Linked DNA regions of Homo sapiens: region 1 is linked to region 2. Evidence: chromatin loops called from intact Hi-C (ENCODE). Cell type or tissue: PC-9. All regions are shown on one strand.

The links. A loop is a pair of places that touch in the nucleus more often than their neighbours do. Peaks named below come from ENCODE experiments on the same cell type or tissue, not always from the same donor. Only the 100,000 strongest peaks of a DNase experiment are listed, where the experiment ranks them.
Region 1: a loop joins it to region 2, with 18 times the contacts of the local background. A loop is called at or near these places in 6 of 110 quality-filtered maps.

What each region holds. Positions count from the first base shown.
Region 1 is chrX:102,862,441-102,864,940 of GRCh38, reverse strand. The region is part of intron 12 of ARMCX5-GPRASP2 (ARMCX5-GPRASP2 readthrough); the gene reads right to left. All of the region lies in intron 3 of LINC00630 (long intergenic non-protein coding RNA 630), which reads right to left. Among named protein-coding and RNA genes, the nearest start is that of RAB40AL, 74 kb to the left of the region's middle. In PC-9, a CTCF peak has its summit at 1,016 (motif pointing right); a DNase peak (open chromatin) is centred at 1,020.
Region 2 is chrX:101,595,317-101,597,816 of GRCh38, reverse strand. It overlaps the pseudogene ARMCX7P. Among named protein-coding and RNA genes, the nearest start is that of ARMCX6, 21 kb to the left of the region's middle. In PC-9, CTCF peaks have their summits at 1,354 and 1,556 (motif pointing left); a DNase peak (open chromatin) is centred at 1,496; H3K27me3 peaks cover 976 bases.

The sequences.
Region 1 (2,500 bases), 1.3 Mb before region 2:
CACTCACACAAACTGAGACATTTATCATGTTGTGTTATATTTCTCCTAAGACAGCTTGCTGGACTCAAGGAAGACACATTCAACTCACTAGCGCAAATAGCCACAGGAATTGTGCCTGTAACTGTGCCCTTCAGCAGTGCACAGACTCTGAAAAGATGCCATCCACACAGTGTAGATAATAGGAAATATCAGGACAGTCTGAATAACAAGAAGTTGTGAAAATTGATTATGTTACATCCATAGGATGGAATTCCAGAAGGCAACAAAAACGAGTTATAATGAAAGTAATGATGAGAGATGACTTCTTGTGTACCAAATTAATGATTCTCATTATTTCTAATGTGTGGAGAACTAGGTACTTTCATACTGTGATATAGGCAATATAAATTAGTAATAGTATTTTGAATTGATTATTAATATAAAATGTTATAGTTCAAAGGGTTTTAAAATGAAACTTTTAGGAACTTACTATAAATAAATGCTTACAAACATATTTGCATATACACGAGCATGGCGTTAAGTACATTATTTTCGGTCATAGAAATGGTAAGGGAACTAAATTTTCATTGCTATAATACTAGTGAAATAAATTTGAGGGTATCCACACAATGAAATACATAGTCCAAAAAAAAAAAGTGAGATTTTGTGTTTAAGTATTTTAAGATGTTATCACAGACGTATATTTCCATGAAAAGATGGTTATAATAAGGGCAAACTTGGGTTACAAAGATAATAAAAGATCTGCATCCATTTTAGCTTACCCAGGTCTCCAGCTATTTATCCATATGTCTCAAAGCATTTAAAATATATATTTATTATTCTGACATAGTTTTCTCTTCCACATAGTAAAAGGCTCCATTTTTTTAATGGAGGCTGTCAGTATTCCTACACACTGGGAATGCCCAATTTTCCACTCAGACTTCTAGAAAACTCTGTAGGGCGGGGCTTGGGCCACAACTCCTCCCTCCCACTTTCCTACTGTGATGTTCAAGCTGCATGCAGTTCAGGCTTCAGTCACGAGGGGGCACCACCGTACCACCATTGTCAAACTTCTCCACAGACGTGTTTGCATGGAGCAAAAAAAAAATACCTCACTTAAAACCCAGGGTATGAATTTACATATAGAATGACTCTAATTCTGTCAGAATAAAATTGATAAGTGTAAAAGAAGACAGTAAAATCCTCTACTCTGGGGCATCCATAAGATGAAACATGAGATACCTCTGGTGCACACTGGCAGCCCGTGGCAGGCAGAATTATTGTAATTTGGTATATTTTTGAAAGTTTAGTGACTATGTATATTGCATTTTATGTGAATTATCTGTTCATATCTTTTGATGATTTCTCTACTCATTATTAAGACTTCTTCCATATCAAGGATATTATGTATTAACCATTCGAAATACTAAATATAGATAGCAAATAAACATATGAACTAGTGAAAGACTATACAATTTCTGTGTTTAAAAGCAATACAACAGAATTGAACACAAATGAGCAAAGACATCAATCATATCAATAACAATAAATTGGCTTAACTCATCTATTAAAAGTATTTCAGATTGCCTATTGAAGAAAAATCCAAAGCTGTGCTTTTCCAAGTGATACACGTAAAACAAACGTATTCATATAGGTTAAAAATGTAAGGATAAATATATACTAGGCAGTTGACAATATAAAGAAAGTAAGGGTTACAATCTTGATAATTAAAAGAAAAAAACTGAGACCAAAATGGATTTAAAGAGACAAAAAAACACAGTTGATAAAGTCAAAGGCTACAATTCACAAGGAAGATGGGAGCTACTCATATATGCAGTCATGTGGTAAAAATATTGATAGAGCAAAAACTACAGTAGTGCAAAGAGAAGTAGGAAGAAGCACACCATTTAATAATAGAAATTCTACCACATTTCCTATAATCCAAAAACGTTCAGGTGGAGAAAAATTTAACAACTGTAGAGAAGACTTAAGCAACATAATTCCAAGGGTAGATCTTACAGATACACTTATTCTAAATTGTGAAGCCTAATATTAGGCAACACACCTACTTTTCATATAAACATGGATCATTCATGAAAATTGACTCTATCTGAGGCTATTAAACAAAACTTGCACCCAAATGGAAATAGATTAAAGTTGCAGAATTTGGTGCATATAATCATAATGAAAACAGAGGATGTACGAATTTAGCTAGAGTTGCTATCAGAGGCTATTTTAAAGCATTAAATACCTATATCAATAAAAATGAAAATGAGTTAAACATTCAATTCAGAAAGCCTGATAAAGAACCACAATGTAAACTAAAAGAATGCAGACAAAAAGAATACTTAATGGTAAAATTAGAAGTGAATATGTAAAGAAATAACATCTCAGCACAGTTGGGATGAGAAGGAAGCAAACATTGGTGCTGTGAATAATGTGTCAAAAACTGTGCTGGGATCTGGAGGAGGGTTTCCTCTTGAACTCCTCACAATGCTCTCTTGAGTATAAGAATCAAGTT
Region 2 (2,500 bases):
CTGCTGCAGAAATGAGTTGCAGCAACGTGACACAGTCTCCCGACACACTTCATTGATGTACATCTTAATCTGGCCCTGACTTTCAATACTCGCATTTAAGTTATCCGGGGCACACAAAGCCTCTCTAACAGTGGGGTCTGGAGTGGGGCTCGTGTTTCTAGCCATTGAGAGGCTGGCCAAATGGCTATTGATATCCTGGCTAAATGGAAAGCCCGCATCCTTGGGCTCGGCAAACAACAGTTTTCCCTGAATGAAAAGACACTTGGAGAGGTCTAGAACACAACTGCCATTTTTAAAGTTTTGAGCATACCCAGAAATTTTTTTATTTTCATTGGGGGAATAGGTCATTCATTTTTATTTCGATGGTTTGCTTTTGGAGAGGCTGAGAGTTCTTACTGCCCATGATTATTGTCAGACTGATCCCCAGGGCTTGGCTTATCCTCAGTTCTTGACTGAAGATCATGGACCTTGCCTGTCTTCCCCACTGTCTGCAGCTCCCACGCTCTTTTTGTTTTTCTTGCTTGGTTGTGCCTTCTTCTGATAAGTGGATGAACACTGTGTCAACTTGTAGACCAGACTTCCATATCTTCTTTCACAAATTCGTCAGTCTGAGTATATCCCACATCTAATGCAAGTCACAGATGGGCATCACTCTTTAAAAGGTGCTCTAGTTGTGGCATTCTAGGAAGGAGATTGTTAGACATTCTTTTCCTGGACACAATCAATCTAATTGCCATCCAACATGGACCTAGCAGCAATGCAAACACATAAAGCTTTCAGATGAGTCTCCCCAAAGAGACATGTCAATGCACAGGATACAAGGGTATCAGTATCTCTATTTCCGGATTGAAGGTCTTAATTTTCAAATGTTCCTCCTCTGGGGTTTAACCTCCCTCAAGCTCATTTCCACTATTTTCCCACAGGTGCAGCATTTATCTTTTTCCAGCACCAATATAAGAGGAGAAAAAAACAAAGGCTGTGAGAGGGAGAAGCTGAATTGCCTCTGGACTCTGTAGTCTGCCTCGGACGCCTCGTTTCCACCCCTTATCTCCAGCATATCACACTCTGTGGAGCAATTTCTTTCCTCCCTTACTTAGATTATTGTCTACAGGTAGACAGAGAAAAGAGGATAGAGATTGGTAAATGCATTGACACATAAGTTTCAGGTGCATCCACTCCAGAGTGAGGAATATAACTTTCCAGAGTCTCCCATTTAGGTCTCAGGCACACCCATCTTCCCCACCCTGGCCTCCTGCCACTTTATTCCTCGCCCTTCTCCTATGAATGCCCACTTTTCTGATCTACCTCACCTCACTCCCCTTTCTGTGCTATAGATTTTGACACTGCTTTCCCAGAGCCATAAAGGATTGGGATTAAGGGTTTTCCGAAAACAGGACAGGAGTAGAAGGGCAAGTTCTAGTTTAGCACTTGTGTGTACCACCCTCTTGTGACAGGTTCTGGCTCCACATATCCTTGAAGGAATACATTCTTTCTTCAGTCTCTGCCAGATAACCTGTAATTTTCTTCTTCCTTTTTCTTGGGTTGCACTGCCCCCTACAGACAGACAAACAAACCAATATCTATCAGTAGGGTGGGTGAACACAGTGCTGGGTGATAGGCCACAGTTCCTTTTACTGATTCTGGACTCTGTCAAACATTTCTCACCTCTCACTCTCGGTTCCGCAACACCAACTCTCCCCCGATCCTATGCACCATTTAGAGAACTAAAATAAGCTGGTGGGTGGGGCGAGAGTGTAGGGGAAGATGACTCTGTCCCAATCTTGACCCTAAGACTTCCCAGGCAATCCTCATTCTCACACCACCCTGCACATAACCAGAGCAGTTTCTTCTTTCTTCACTCATCTACAAACGTGCCTCTCTGAGGTCAACAGCAGAGAGCTGATGGCTGGATCAAAAAGATTTGACTTTCCCACAGATCTTGGTCACCTGAGATATATGTCACTAATGAGCCATGGTTGCCACCAGTAGTGATGCAAGAGTGTGCCTGCCTCTCTCTCTTCCCCCCAGCACACCAGACCTGTTACTCATTTTTTTTTCTTCACCAATCCTGGAATCCAAAAGAAAGTGCATTACCATTTTGTTGGAATTTGTTTTTCTCTGATTTCCAGAGACAAAACTTATTCTGATACTTTCTTATCTTCTCCTGGAGCAACTGTTTCTTTGTATTTATACTTCTTTATCTTCATCCTAGAATACTGGGCAACAGCACGTCTTTTTACTTCCCCTCCCCTCAGCAACTAATATCCATCATCTTGCTTAGACCCATGAAAAAAGCAGATTTCATAAAACAAGGCATGGAGAGATAAATATGTTTAATTACATTTTTCTTGCCTCTGCTCACTTTTCTTGGAAATAATGACTTTTTAAAAAGATTTTTTATGCCTTTTGTACGTATAAGGAGTTTTCTGGAGTGATACTTGCTAGAATGACACCACTGGTTATTTCTGAGAATAGTATTTAAGGCAATACACAGTCTAGC